Linked DNA regions of Mus musculus: region 2 is linked to region 1. The links are chromatin loops, found by intact Hi-C in ENCODE. Cell type or tissue: heart. All regions are shown on one strand.

Region 1 (8,000 bases):
GACTAGACTTCTTGGGTTTTGTTTAATTGCTGAGATTCAGTCTTGCTTTTCAACACAGCCTATCCTGGCACTCACTATGCAGACCTGGCTGCTTTGAAACTCACTATGAATGATCTCAAACTGGGAGTGACTACATGTCTGCCTCCCAGGCTCTGTGGTTACAGGATACGTCACCACACCTGGCATTTAAACCTGCTAAACTTCTAAGAACACCTAACACCACACTGCCAAACTAATTAGATGAGAGCAACTACTGTTACTAAGAAACGAGATGCTACAGTGAGCCCTGTCATTTAGGGCCTATGCAGCTGACACTGTGCCGCCACAGGAACTGTGAGCACCCCTGAGCTAGCTCTTCATCTCCTGCTGCTAATCAAAGCATGTGTCTTACTGGCAGGATCTGGTAACTCGGAGCTGCTCTCGAAAGACAAGCTAGGGAACTTTTTGCCTCCACCTTCATGAGAAGGGGCTCCTAAGGGCTACTCCTCAGGTAGACATTCGAGACACTAAGTAACCACAGATGCAACCAATATCCACTAAAGCACCACTAACAAAGCATTACCAGGAAAGGGTGTCTTAGACAATGGCTGCATATTTTCTTTACCTCAGATGAACATGGCTCAAAATTGAATCTCTAACATGTATACATCTCATATATTCATTTTTTAATGGTGCTTGGTTGTAACAGGACTAAAAAAAATTTCCAAGTATCACCACACAGGGTTAGAATACAGCTCAATTGCAAAGCAACAGAACACCGGGAATGAGACCCTTTGTTCAAGCCTCAGCACCACAAAGAAATAGAGTAAGTATAACTACACAATAGAAGGTGTACTGGCTAGTTTTGTGTCAACTTGACACAGCTGGAGTTATCACAGAGAAAGGAGCTTCAGGGGAAGTGCCTCCATGAGATCCAACTGTAAGGCATTTTCTCAATTAGTGATCAAGGGGGAAAGGCCCCTTGTGGGTGGGACCATCTCTGGGCTGGTAGTCTTGGTTCTATAAGAGAGCAGGCTGAGCAAGCCAGGGGAAGCAAGCCAGTAAAGAACATCCCTCCATGGCCTCTGCATGAGCTCCTGCTTCCTGACCTGCTTGAGTTCCAGTCTTGACTTCCTTGGTGATGAACAGCAGTATGGAAGTGTAAGCTAAATAAACCCTTTCCTCCCCAATTTGCTTCTTGGTCATGATGTTTGTGCAGGAATAGAAACCCTGACTAAGACAGAAGGCAACCCACAACCCACAGCTTAATAAACAGTTAATAAAGGTCACTTCACATTTGGAAGGCAGAAATGGCAATTTCTGACATAATTACTAAGTATCCTCCCACAAAACTTCAGAAATCACTGCTAATAAACATGCTGACATATAATGCAGACTGCACATGAGAAAATACTAGTTTAAAACAATAAGAAATGAGACTATTTAATAATTCCCATTGTAAATCATAAGACAACAGCTCACAGTCATACATAAAAGTAAGGCCATGGTTTCAATAAGTGGATTTCTGTTTAGTTTATCTGACCTTGTCCATCAGGGTCACCAACCAAACTGCAGAGTCCATGCTCCCTAATTCAGCTTCAATGTGGTAAACTAGTTGCTGAATCTAGATTCTATATAACCTTAAAGGTTCACTTACCAATGCTGTCAGACTAAATGTAGTCTGGTAATAAATATCCTCAGGAAAAAAAAGTCTGAATCCATAGGGCCATGTTTCTACTACTCTTAAAACCACCAGTAATGACATGGCGTCAGCCGCCTAGTGCACACCCAACCCAGTGGCTAAGGCCATTCATTCTCTCAGAGGGGCTGTGCTGAGTCCTCACTCCCTAACACCAGTTACATTCCTGCACACATGGGCAGTACAACAGTGGTCTTCACAGGGAGAATTAAGATGGTGGAACTGGGTGGATGGTAACAACGCTAGGAAATCCTAGTGTGTGGATTCTGTCCTGACTCTCACCCAGTTCTCAAGAGTTGAATCAGCACTCCACGATCAGGCTTTTCCTACAGCATTAGGTTCACCAGCTTCCACTCATGTGCAGCAAGAAAGGGAATGAGTCACCTTCCCCACTCCCACCCATCCTCTCAAAGCCAGGTGTGCACAGAGCCATCAGGTTGAGTGATGTCACTAAACCTTTCTCTCTGCAGGAAGGGGATCTTGCCTGTTTTCATCTGGACAACTTCCAATCACTGGAGGGGCAAATACTTGGTCTGATGATAATAATCTACATTAGGAAAAGCTACACTTATTAGAGTAATATGTGGGACTCAGCCTTTAGCAATGTGTCACACTACTGTTCCCGGCTGATACAATGTGTCTTGTTGAGCTTAGGGCTTATCTGTAAAACACTCAACAGCCCCCACTTATTTCTTACACATATGTGTTTTAATTTCAACTCTTCTTATTAAAAAGGTTGTACTATTACTTTCATTACAACTGTAACCTTTTCTTTCAAAGAGCTTCACTTTTAATTATGTGTATGTAGGGGGAGGGAGAGATGGGTGTATAACAGACCCTCTAGAGTTACAGGCAGTTGTGAGGTTTGGGGTGTGAGTGCTGAGAACTGAACTCTGGTCCCACAAAACAGCAGTGTGGCCTCTTAAAGGCTAAGTCATCCCTACAGCCGCAGCATCTTTTTTTTTTTTTTAATGTAAACCTTATTTCATTGTTATTGTATGTATGTGTGCACATGTGTGTGACTGTCAGGCTTGCACAGGAAGTGTTTCACACAGTAAACCATCACACTGGCTCACAACACTTAGAAGGTAACTCTGGATGTCCTTCCTTTCCTTGCTCCATATCCTTACCCTGCTCTACAACACTATCTACTCTTAGCCTGGGACAAGATTAGCTACGCTAGAGCCATACACATTTCGGTGGGAAGGGAGTTGGCACTGAATAAAACAGTGTAATGGGCCACATCAGGTCTAGGACTTGGGAGGCTGAGGATCAAAAGTTGAGAGTTATCCTTGGCTTTAGGGAGTACAGGCCAACCTGGATGTCACAGACTTTAGTAAAACGTAAAAAACTCTTACCTGTAACTGGTTTCAAACTTGGACAAGGAACTAAGGTGCATATTTAACATGCCAAAGTCTAATTGACCTCCAGGTTCTCTCAGCATCCCCCAGTCCCTACTTGGCACACCCTGCCCCCCAGACTTGAACTTACAGATCCTTGGTTTCCAGTCCCGTTCTCTACAGGTTACACACTGGCTACAGTTAACCAAGAATTGCCTATAGTGTAAAAACCTTGGCAGGAAACTGAAGCAAAGGTCTCACATTTACACAGGACTTCTTTATGGATAGCTATCTGTCAAAGTCCCTCTTCAGCCTTTAATAAAGGCATCTTTTCGCATACCACTGCCATTTAACATTTACAACAGCTGACATACTGTGCCCACTTTGCTGACATATCGAGGCTAGATGATAATGCCGCATTCCATAATCACTTTAGTAGAACTGGAATTTAACTCCTAACCCTAAAATTTTTTCTCTTAGCTACCTGTATAAGGGGAACTAACTCGTGGAACTTGTGTGCAGAGAATGAGCGCGTTCAGCCAAGCTTTTCGGATGTTCTCATCCACATGGAACCTGCTTTAGAACGCGCAATTGACAGTCTCGCAAGACAAATCGCTGTAAAACGCTCAGAAAATCATTTGGCTCTCTTAATGAAGGCTTCACCTGCACTGAACGTTTTAAAAAATAATCTCAAAATTCAGCACTTTATCTTATTTGCTGCCTGGGAAACCAGAGACTGTGCCCCCAAGTGGTCAAAGGCATCCTCGCAAGCACGAGCCTCTGCTCCAACTGTGCAAGGCTACTCCAGCAACCCTGCATGCGCCTAAGCGCTGGCTCCAAGACTAGCAGCCGTGCTTCCCGCCCCATACATCGGCGCATGCGCCTTTCTAGCCTCTGTAGCTGCCGCCACTAGGTGGCGCCACTCCCCCCAGACGCTTCGCCCGCGTCCCTCCTCCGTACCTTTGTCCAGTTCCATAAGAGCGGAATTAGCGTCCAGCTCCTGTTCGCCATAGCCGGCATCGGCCAGGAACGACTTGGTTGAGTTTGACGCCATGACCCGGACAGTTACCCGACTCGCCCAGTCACAAAGATTGCAAACTCTACCCCAGCACCGCCATCTTCTCCCGCCGCGGTCTCGCGGATTTTTCCCTCCGCGCGCTGTCAGGCAGTGTACGCATGCGCCTCGGTCGCCCCGCGGTTCGCCAGTTCCTCTCTGGGCCCCCCCGCGCAGGCGCTCAGGGAGCCTGTGAACCTTGGGTTCCCGCGGCTGAGCGAGAGGGAGGCGGAGCTTAGGATGGGGGCGAGCCTTCGAGGCGCCAGGACGCTGCGACGAGAGCCAATCAGAAAGCGTGACGTCAGTTTGGCGCGGAGTTTGGCGGCCGGGGCTCTTAGTGGCGGGAGTTGGAGGCGAAACCGCGCCGCGTTGTGGAGGGTGCAGACGGCGGCTCCTGTGGAACTTGGGGGCGATCTTCTCGGCGTTCCCCTCAGCTGAGCCTTCTCCTCAGGCCCAGATGCTCTTCAACTCGGTACTCCGCCAGCCGCAGCTCGGCGTCCTGAGGAACGGTGAGTAACGGCCCCAACGGCCGCTGGCCGTGGCGGGAACCACCTCCCCCCAGGCGCTCCACCTTGGATCGCTGCCGACTGTGGGCCTCCAGGTCTCCCGCGGCCGGAGCGAATCCGGGCGAGCGAGGACCGCCGAAGAACATCGTGCTTGGGTTCCTTCCGGACGCTTTTCACCGTAATCGAGCTTTTTAGTTCGGAACGGAGGCCGAAGTTAGGACGCTCAGTGGCGTCCCGGGCCCCTGGCTGCTTACGTCAATATCGCGCGTTAACTAGAGAGTGCACGCTTGTGAGAGTCGGGGGTGGGAGACGCTTTGGCACCAGCGATGTGCCTGCCGTCTCTGCAGAACCTTAGCGATCCCTGCAAGTTCGTTGTGCACCAGCGCGCATGGCCCGCAGTTAAGGAACTCAATCTTAAGGCGCCAAAGTCCCCTCCCCCATCTCTGCAGGCTCTGAAAAGTCCTAAAATACAGACTAAAAGATGCCCATAGCCACACCCACGAGGTGACCACGGGTAATGGATGGAAGGGTATTGTTCCAAATGTGTCTTGATGCCGAGGTACTTCCAGAAATGGGATTAAACTCGTTTTTCTCTTCACGGTGGAATTCAGCCATGTTCTCCTGTTAGCATATAGAAAGCCAGCTCATCTCCTACAGTACTCTTAAAAACATTGGCAATCTGAGATGCGATTAGGCTGATGTGTTGTTAAACTAAGACCTTGAAGAGTGGTCCTAAGAATGTTGAGAAGAGGAAAAGCTCCTTGAGGTCCTGCCCGGATCTAAAACTTTGTAGTCGTATTCCCTCTGTGGATACTCTTGTAGTTACATTCTGCCTCTTTCTCTGCTCGAACTTTACAAAAGTTACTTCGCCCTGTGTTAGGAATGGCCGCCCTGCACAATGGTTGTGAGCGGTCTTCGGAGCGTCTGAGTTTCAACTCCACCTCTTTTCCTATGTGCTACATTTTCTGTCTACCCACTTTTCAGTCTGTCGTTCCGGCTTACAGATAGCCAGACAGACGTTCAGTGATAGGCACTGGCATTCATTGATTGTTACCTCCTGAAGTCTGCATCTCTTTTCCCCTCCGGTGTTGCTGGGCCTTAAATGATTATAGCCGTAAGTAAGGATTCTACTGCTGCTACACTCTTCCATTCCCTATGTTTTGGGTTAATTTCTGTAAAAGCTGTATGTATTGAACTTAATCTAGACAGTTAGGCATACAAGCATCTTATATTCTAATGCCCCAAACTGAGTTGGCTTCTTCCCAATTTTTGGGAGTGACATTATTTTAAACTGGTGTCCCCAGCTAAAACTTAGACTCCATATTCCTCATTATGACATTTTCAAAAGAAAAAAAAGAAATCCCTTAAGTCTGCTTGAATCTCTTTTTCCATCCCCACAGATTCAGCCTCTTTACCTCAAACTGAGTCTTCCATTTTCTCTATTCCATCCCCACCATTGGGCCTGATACTTTACTCCCTGATCATAACAAGCCTCTAAATGTGCCTTTAGTTTCCTTTCTCTACCGATATTTGTAAGATGGAAATATAATTACTTTTGTGAGTTTTTAAATCCATATCTAAGAATTTTTACTATAAACTTTAAACATGCAAAATTATAATTTTTAGCCTTATAGTGAGTTAGCATCTTAAGATAAATACTATTTTAGCCTTTTAAATACATCTGACACTATAAACAACTATACCAACGTGGAAGTCGTGGTCTCTGTTTTTGAAAAGGTGAGCAAATGCTTACTGTTCGATGTTTTATATGGTTGCTTTTTCTTCTGAATATTTCTATCTTAATTCTCCGCAAATTTATCCTATTGTAATTTAAAAGTTCTTGTCACCCTGTCATGCCCCATCAAAAAGCATATAAAGTGCTGTTTTCTGTGGTTTTAGTACCCAGTAGTCACAAAGGTTTCCCTTAGGATGAATTATCACCACAGTTAATTAATAGTGGGCAGTTGTTAGAAACTAAGTAACTTCTTAAAATGTTTTAAGAAAAAAGCAAAATTTTTATTGAAAGTGCATCTTTTAAAGAAATGGATTTAGGTATCTGGTGCCTTGTGGTCTCAAATTGTCTCATAGTTAGGACCTCACTAGTTTTCTATTTGGGGTTTTGTGTGTGTGTGTGTGTGTGTTTATTTATTTAGCACATGCCTTTAATCCCAGCACTTGGGAGGCAGAGGCAGGCGGATTTCTGAGTTCAAGGACAGCCAGAGCTACATAGAGAAACCCTGTCTCGAAAAACCAAAAGAAAAAAAAAAAGATTTATTTATTTATTTTTATTTATATGCGTACATTGTACTCATATACACACCAGAAGAGTGCATCAGATCCCATTACAGATGGTTGTGAGCCACCATGTGGTTGCCAGGAATTAAACTCAGGACTTCTGGAAGAGCGGTCAGTGTTCTTAACTGCTGAGCCCATATTTAAAAATTTGTAATGGACACATCTTTCAACAATGCAAGGTGTAAGATGAGGAAGGGAGAGTAGAATACCTTCCTTTTGTGGAAGTAGAAAGGAAGTGAAGCAAGTGATAGGAAAGGGAACCCCTCAACCTGTTCAGACAGAGTAGCTTTAGAAATAATGTGTGGGAGCTGTTGAATTGTCAAGGGGTTGATCCTCTGAAAATGCAAAGCCTTGTATATTTCTTTTGAGTGTGGGCCTTTAGCTGTGTATTGAAGAAAGAATGGACCTTTCCAGATGAGTATGGGTGTCTGGAAAACACTACAGGTTCATATTCATAGCATAATAAAGATCCAAAAGTATATTATGGGGAGATACAGAAATAATGAACTAAGTAGAGCTTGCTCAGTGAGTCACTTTAAATACTGTTTATCAGTCTGAATACTAGTAGAGGTAAAGAGGCAGAGTAAAGGAATTAGCTTCATTGTGAAAATATCCAAAGCAAATTGTATCTTCAGTTTTTTTAGGTTTTTTGTTTGTTTCTCTGTATAGCCCTGGCTGTCCTGGAACTCACTTTGTAGACCAGGCTGGCCTTGAACTCAAAAATCTGCCTGCCTCTGCTTTCCGAGTGCTGGGATTAAAGGAGTGCGCTACCAAGCCCGGCTTGTATCTTCAGTTTTACTCATGTGATTTCTCTTTGAATAGACTTAAAACTTCACATCATATACCTGCGTTTACATTTCTTTACAATGCAGCCTTTTGTTTTCAATTTTACTTTTTGAGTATTTGTGAACATAACATCTTTTTAGTGGTCTTTCAGAGAGTACATATTAGGTTACTTAATATCAAAAGTTAGAAGCCATGCCCCTACAAGCAATTTTAAAATCTAGACTAAGTTCCTTTTCTCCTTTCTTCTCATTCCTTCTCAAACTAGATTGAGTGATATTTCTGTTAGGCTGAAATATCTTCTCTGTTTGAGAGGGGTCGCTTTCTCATCATCTTTATCCCTT
Region 2 (8,000 bases), 240 kb before region 1:
CCGTGGAAGGGCTGCCCGGCGCCTCACCTTGCCGTCGCTCTTCCTCCGAATCTTCTGACAGCGGCCGTAGGAGCCGGTGCCGATGCTGTGCAGCACCTCGTAGTCCTCCACCCGGGACGGCATGGCGAGCGGCCACCCTGGCAACCACACCACCGCGCCGCTCGGAGCCCAGGCTCGCCCGCTGCAGGCCAACCGCGCCGAAACCCGAGCCCCTCGTCTGCCTGCCTGAGTCGGCGAGCAACCGGCCACCGGGTCAACCGTCGCGGGCTTCGGCCTCGCATTCTATTGGTCCACAGCGAAGGTGCATCTCAACTCTGATTGGCTGAGAAAACACAACACTGCTAGGCATCCTGGGAAAATGCGTGTCGCTAGGCAACCGCGTCGGCGTTGGTGTCTGCGTCTAGCTGCTCTACGGAATACGAGCCGCGCCGAAAACCCCTGGGATTTGGGATCGCAAAGCCTGTTGGGGCCTCGGTAATTCCATTCCTTGGCTGAAGTCGCTATGGTAACGGATGTCCGAGGCTCTGGACTGGAGACACTGGCCTTTTGACCTTTCCACTTTGACCCCACCCTTTTCCGACTCCTCTGCACTCGGGTCCTGAACCTAAGCCCTTGTGTGTTGAGGATTTGATGACCCTGAGGGTGCGGTGAGTGCACCGAGCACTTTATAGTCCTCACACCTAGAGAGCCAGAATCCCTGTTCCAGCCCGGCTTGGTGGCGCGCTCAGGCAGATCTCTGTGAGCTTGAGGACATCCAGAGCTTTGTAGAGGGTCCCTGCCTTACCCCCACCCGCGAGAAAGACACCCCACGCCCAGAGAGAGAGAGAGACAGAGAGAGAGAAACTAGGCCCAACTGCCCAGAAGAGAACTAATTAAAAAATAATAAGAATAAAGGATATTCATAGTAATAACGCAGAGTTGACATGTGTTTTCTGAGCACAGTTAGCATAGTCTAGATCTCTGAACATTAAACTGAGAGACCTGTTGAACATAGAAACGTATCCAAAGCTTAGGGACTGAGTATGGAAGCATTCAGAACAGAGTCACCACACTGCCAAATTGTACTTCTAAGACATCTACCAAAAAAGTGTGTTAGGAAAAAAAAAAAAAAAAAGGTGTTCCCTAATAGCCAATCCGGGAGCTGCATGCAGTTTGCTGACTTGAGCTCACATAGCCAGTGACATGGCCCCGCTTTGACTTGGGGAAGGGGAGCTAAAGGCTTCCATCCAGAGCAGGTGGGGGGTAATGTGCATTACCAGAAAGCTAATAATCTGCTGCATAAATGGGTCATTGTTCTTAAAATATCTGTTCATGCTGTGATTGAAAAAGAACCCAATGTCCTATTAATAAGAATTAGAAGCCTCCTTATGTTAAAAATAAATGTATTTTGTGCGCTGAATTTAGTATAAGCTAATTGGAATTGCCAGCCAGGAGAACTTTTAAATTAGCATTCAAGGACATTGTCACACCTCAAAGGGGTAGGATTAATTTAGGTCTCAGAAATTATATAAGGAGCTACAAATGCCTGAGGTCATTTATATGGTGTGTGTGTGTCATATGTGATGTGTGTGGTATGTTTGTGTGTGTGTCGTATGTGATATGTGTGGTATGTTTGTGTGTGTGTGTCGTATGTAATGTGTGTAGTATGTTGTGTGTGTGTGTGCTGTGTGTGTTGTTTATGATGTGTAGAGTGTTGTATGTGATATGTGTAGCATGTTGTGTGTGTGGTGTGTTTGTGATATGTGGTGTATAGGCGTGTGGTGTGTATGTGATGGGTGTACTGATGCTTATGTTGAGTTTGTTGACCAGCCTGCTTCACACACAACCTTTCATCTTCTTTCTAGACAAAGAGCTCTTACTCTTCGCTCCAAACACAACACACTTTCTCAGCTTCTCAAGACTAACTTGGTACTTGTCCTTCCAGTTGTTAGAAGTTCCACTTGCATCCCTACCTCGTGCCTTACCCCACCTTGGTTACTGTTGATTGACAGGATGTAGAATCACCTAGGGGGTCAAGCCTTTGGGTACACTTGTAGAGACAGCGTAGATTAGGTCAGCCTCCGAGCATGCCTGTGAGGGTTTATGTTAAATTAATCGAATGGAAAAGACACACCCTAAAAGTGGGCAACAATGTTCTTTGGTCCTTGCTTAGTTTCTTTTCTGTTGCTGCGAAGAAACACTATGGCCAAGCCAACTTACAAAAGAAAGCATTTAAATTGGGGGCTTACAGTTTCAGAGAGTGAGTCCTTTATTATCCTCATGTCAGGAAACATGGTGGCAGGCAGGCGTGATAGCACTGGAACCGTAGCTGAGAGCTTCCAGATTGAGATGTGAACCACAGAGCACAGAGAGAAGGGAGAGAGAGGGAGACTCTTCCTGGCATGGGCTTTTAAAACCCCAAAGCCCACCCTTAGTGGCACACCTCCAACAAGGCTACACTTCCTAATAACTTCCCAGAACAGACCTACCAAGTAGGGACCAAGCATTCAAATATATGAGCCTCTGGGGACCATTCTCATGCAAACCACCAGTCTAGGACTACATAAAAAAGAGAAGGCTAGGTAAGCACACACATTTGTTTATCTCTTCCTGTTTCCTGGCTGCAGGTGCAAAGTGACCAGAAGCATCAAGTTTCTTTTTGGTTTTGTTTTGTTTTGTTTTCATGACAGGGTTTCTCAGTATAGCCCTGGCTGTCCTGGAACTCACTCTGTAGACCAGGCTGGCCTCAGACTCAGAGATCCACCTGCTTGTGGCATGCAACACCATGCCAGGCTGTAAAGTCTCTGCTTTCCAAGGCTGATGAACTGTGAAACAGTTGAACCCACCTCTTCCTGAGCTGCTTCTGCCCAGGATTTTACTCAAGGCAACAGCATGCTCCCTCTATTATGTTTATCCAGAGGACACAACTTGTCCTGCAAGGCGGAATTCCAACCTTGTCACCTCTGCTCTGAGGGGCCTCATCCAAGATGTTCAGAGAACAGTGTAAATCAATTCTGTCGTGATATCTGTGATTGTTTTCTAGCTGAACATCAAACTGCTTGTGGCCAGTGTAAGTCCTGCAATAGAGAAGGCAGAAAAAAAAAAAAAGCTTTGTTAAATAAAGATGCAGTAAGGCCTGTTATTAAGACTTACACAGAGATTCCAAATGATCCCTGAAGTATTCAGCCATGCCAGCTGTATCTCGGGGGAGCTGTCCTGGGAGTATAGAGAGAGGCCCTAGGTGAGAGTGTTCAGCCACAATGACCACCATAATAAAAAAGGCGGGGGAGGATTTACAGGACAAATCAGTAATTACCAAAGTGGGAAATGGTTGGCTTTGGGGGTTCCTCTCAGCGGTATAGAGTTCATCCAACAAACACAAGGCCCTGAGTTCAGTCCTCAGTATGGGGTCATCGGGTGTGGATGGGAGGTGGGGCAGGAATCAACCGAGAGCGGAGAGATGAGCCTACCCTGCTCTGGGCAGCCATCTGGCTCCTGCAGGACCTGGCTCACACTATTCTTGCCCAATCTGCTTCTGCTGTCAGTCCCCATTAACAGTGTGTGCCATCTCAAGGGAGGGACCTTTTGCACTGTGCCCTGGGCCCACAGTGCACTTCCTGGGCAAGCTCCTGGCTTTTGTCCTGACTTTGCTACTTTTTTGTCTTCCTTCTCTTAGCTAAAGGCTAGCATCGTTAGCTCTGTTCACTGAAGAATCTCCAGGCTCGCCTCCGGGAGCGTCTGTGTACTGACACAAGCTTCCCACTAGAGGGCGGTACGCCACTGCGTAATAAGGAGCAGCTCTGCACCACCCGCAGACTCCAAGACTGGCCTGGGAGGATGTTGGGTCAGACATTTTGTGAGTGAGTCATCTTGAGGATTACTTGGGGCGGTTTGAAATCTGGGTTTATGACAATGTTTTGAAGTTATTAGTAAAGATTTCTACAAAGAGAAAAATAAAGGGAAAGGTTCTTGGTAAGAATCGGACGACATCATGACACACTGTCTCAAAAATTTAGAGTAGGTGCTCAGCTTACCTTTCCTGGGTCAGTGCAGCTCCCACCCCTCATCAGAGCGGCCTCTCTTCACAGCAAATGGAGCCCATCACGGAAAACCACAACTGGACACAATGCAGAAATCAACAGGTCATGAGGAGCCCAGCTGCAGGGAATACACGGACACACAGCACCTTTGTCTATGGTTCAGGAAAAGCAAACGAATAGGGAGCTGAAAGATCTGAGGAGCCAGAGGACCAAGGCATCCGCTGTGAACAGCCGCTCTAGAAATGGCTGCATAAGGAGGAAAAGTCAGGAACAATGTCATATCAGCGGACGAGCTGGCATGGAATAAGGAAAGGTTGTCAGGGTTTTTCCTCTAGACAAAGAACGAAGGCAACTAACAACTGCCAGAAGGAGAGGTAGCCTCTCCCAGGGATTGTTTGTCTAATGCCAAGTGGTTGTCCTTGGAACTGTACACACACACAGACAACAGAAACAGATTCATTTATATGTATCTGTGCATGCGCACACACACATATATGTGTGTAACAATAATAATAAAAAAAAAAAGTCCACCAATTGAAAGGGGGGAAGGAAGGGGGTCCAGGGAGGGGGAAGCCATGGGATTCTATTTCAATTCCAAACATTAAAAAAAAAAAAAAAAAAAAAAAAAAAAAAAAAACCTGTAAAAGGGCTGGTGAGATGGCTCAGTGGCTCTTAAAGGTCGTGAGTTCAATTCCCAGCAGCCACATGGTGGCTTACAACCATCCATAATGAGAAATAAATAAAGAACCTATAGGCTGAAGCAAGCAGGGCCAGAGCAAGAGGGAGAATGGGAAGGGGAAAGAAAGAAAGAAAGAAAAACAAAACAAAACTGTGTAATGCACAGTATATGTTCAGTAAATAACTCGAAGAAAAGAGTGCTGGAGAGATACATTGATAGTGGCAGGGACTCTGTGGATGCTGCCAACAGCACAGACTGCAGCCCGGGGCAGATGGCAGGCAGCTATGGAAGAATAAGATGAGAACTGGGCTGGGAACCCTGTGTGTGGTCAGAGTACCACAATGTTTCAAACAGGGAGAGTTTCAGACTTGTACTGTTGCAACCCCCAAATTAAGGATACTAGAGAGACTTCAGTGTTGTTGTGTGCAGACAGTTTGCCCCTGCGTTTCCTCCAACCCCTCTGCCAGAAGCTCCCATCATTTTTCCAGCCTGCCGCAAGCATGATACACAGACAGCTGGTTTCTGTGCTACATCCTCCTGCAGCAGCCTGGGGCTGGCTCCCTCCCCCTCCCCTAGAGTTAGAATGGTGCACCTCTGTGTGTCCAAAACCAACACCCAACACTCCTCCTGATAACTTTCTAGGTGCCTGTCCTTGAGACCTTAGAGAAATAACAAGCTCAAGGGAGACCATGGAAAAAGTAAAAGGTAAACAGAGGTCAGGTCACAGACAGTCCTTGAATAGACACCCATTAGCCCCCTTCCCGCTTCAGTACTATTCCACCCTCTACTCCCCTGTTCTGTGAATATTCACACTATTCCTATACTATATATAAACCCAATGTTTTCTGGACTCAGGATCGCTTGCCAGCATTTATGCAGTGTGTGCTAGGTGGGCAAACCGAGTTCAAACTTGAAAATACAAGACTCTTTTGCGAGTTGCAGTGGACTTTGCAATTCTTTTTTTGTTTGTTTGGTTGGTTGGTTGGTTTTGTTTTTGTTTTTTTGAGACAGGGTTTCTCTGTGTAGCCCCGGCTGTCCCAGAACTCACTCTGTAGACCAGGCTGGCCTCGAACTCAGAAATCCGCCTGCCTCTGCCTCCCAAGTGCTGGGATTAAAGGCGTGTGCCACCACGCCCCGCTGGACTTTGCAATTCTTGGGCTCACCTGGGTTTCCCGTGAACTCAGGGCATAACAGTACACAAGAATACAAATTGAGGAAAAACAATTTTCTGTTCAACACATGGATAAACTTAGACTTTTCAACAAATCATGCATGTTTTTATGTTATTTATAGTACTATAACTTTAAAAAATATTTTTACAAATTGTGTGTGTGTGTGTGTGTGTGTGTGTGTGTGTGTGCACATGTTTGAGGGTGCCCTTTGAGGCCAGAAGAGTGTGTCAGATCCCCTGAAGCTGGGGTTACAGTCAGCTGTGACCACTCAACTTTGGTGCTAGGAACCACACCCTGATCCTCTGCAAGAGCAGCAAACACTCTTAGCTACTGAGCCACTTCTCCAGGCCCTGTCTCTAAGTATTAATCATTTCAATTGGATAAGAACATGAAAGCTAATCACAGATGACAGGGGCTGCTATGGTCTGAGTATTGCGTCTCTCCACCCCAAATTCACACGCTACATGCTAAAGCCTGGTCCCCACCCCCACCCCACCCCCGTGCCGCCACCGCCGCCACCCATCCCCCACCCCCAAGAGGTGAAGGTGCAGGGCTGGGCCTTAGGAGAATTAGATCTCAAGGGCTGTGCCCTGTGGTTGGCTTTGTTCTCCTAGGGCATGAAGGGCTTGGCCTCTTGCATCCTGTGAGGACACATTAAGGTCATCAAGGAGGGCAGTCCTCGAGTGTTTCTGCCAGCATCAGATTTCTCAGCCCTGTAACAGCGAGGAATAAATGCATGAATCACCTGGTACCAGGCGTCTTGTTCTAGCAGCCCAGACCGTAGGCTGCAGCTAATGTGTTTGCAGGAATGTCCAGAGCTTTCAGAAGGCGGCATTGTGAAATTGCAGGAACAGGGACTGCAATCCTGGGAATTAGGAGCTGTGTGGCCCAACCCATCTCTGGGCTCTGCAAAAATAAAGGCTTTAATCTGGAAGACCTTAAATGACCCTTCCAGCTTTAAATGCTATGAGCTTTCTGCGTTTGCATTTCCACAGCTGCCACAGGGTCAGAGCACAGGGCGGCTGTGGCCCCTCTCTAGTTTGTTTTGATTTGTTTAGCTGGCATGGTGGCACACACCTTTAATCCTAGCAGAGGCAGTTGGGTCTCTGTAGGTTTGAAGCCAGCCTGGTCTACATATCGAGTTTCAGGACAGCCAGAGCTACATAGAGAGACCCTGTCTCACAAACAAAAATTGTCTTTGTTGTTTTGTATGTGGGTGTTTTGTCTGCGTGTGTGTGTGTGTGTGTGTGTGTGTGTGTGTGTGTGCTTGGCTCCTTTGAAACGAGTTGTGAACCACTAAGTGGGTGCTGGGAATTGAACCTGGGCACTCTAGAAAAACAGCCCCTACCTAGGCCAGGCACGGATCTCTTTCCCCACTGAGACAGGTGTCGGTACTTCCCCAATGCCAGTGTCTGTCAGGTAGGTATTTTCTCCTCCCCTAGCCTTCCACTTCCTCTTCTCTCCCCACTGCTCTCTAGTCTCCCCACACACCACTCTCAGCTTGTCTGTGTTGGCCAGAGGCTGTGGTGGGGTGCTAGAGAGCAAGGAGACTTCTCTATCAGCCTCAAGACCTGCTCTTTCCTTCACGGTCACCAGAACTCACTGCTGGCCTCAAGCAAGAAGAGTACTTGCCCTTTCCTCTCTTCTAAGAAAGATGTAGAGCTTGGCGTGGTGGCGCACGCCTTTAATCCCAGCACTTGGGAATCAGAGGCAGGCAGATTTCTGAGTTTGAGGCCAGCCTGGTCTACAGAGTGAGTTCCAGGGCAGCCAGGGCTACACAGAGAAACCCTGTCTTGAAACAAACAAACAACCCACAAAATTAAAAGAAGAAGAAGAAGAAGAAGAAGAGGAAGAAGAAGAAGAAGAAGAAGAAGAAGAAGAAGAAGAAGAAGAAGAAGAAGAAGAAGAAGAAGAAGAAGAAGAAGAAGAAGAAGAAGGGAAAAGAAAGGTAGCTGGATCTCCCCCCCCCCCCGCCCGCCTCTCTAACTCACAGTTCAAACCCAAAGCACAAAGAAGCCAGAAATGATGACTCCGAGTAACTGGCAAAGAGGGCTATCTGTGGCACTAAGTGCTCAGTGCCACTCTTCAAAAGCACACGTAAAATTTGTGATACAGTCTTCTTATGGAACC

The links. Hi-C counts contacts between places; a loop is a spot of excess contacts. Peaks named below come from ENCODE experiments on the same cell type or tissue, not always from the same donor. Only the 100,000 strongest peaks of a DNase experiment are listed, where the experiment ranks them.
Region 2: it touches region 1 in a loop (11-fold over the local background); 34 of 42 quality-filtered maps call a loop at or near these places.

What each region holds. Positions count from the first base shown.
Region 1 is chr1:191,571,930-191,579,929 of GRCm38, reverse strand. It overlaps Dtl (denticleless E3 ubiquitin protein ligase), which reads left to right and starts at 4,386. Exons shown (of 15, transcript NM_029766.3): 1 at 4,386-4,581. The coding sequence starts at 4,530. It overlaps Ints7 (integrator complex subunit 7), which reads right to left and starts at 4,294. Exons shown (of 20, transcript NM_178632.6): 1 at 3,979-4,294. The coding sequence starts at 4,072. In heart, no CTCF peak of the experiment used is centred here; DNase peaks (open chromatin) are centred at 3,899, 4,279 and 4,919; H3K4me3 peaks cover 3,965 bases; H3K27ac peaks cover 2,498 bases.
Region 2 is chr1:191,813,769-191,821,768 of GRCm38, reverse strand. Nek2 (NIMA (never in mitosis gene a)-related expressed kinase 2) reads right to left here and starts at 296. Exons shown (of 8, transcript NM_010892.3): 1 at 28-296. The coding sequence starts at 123. In heart, a CTCF peak has its summit at 3,741 (motif pointing right); DNase peaks (open chromatin) are centred at 348, 3,318 and 3,738; H3K4me3 peaks cover 917 bases; H3K27ac peaks cover 1,431 bases.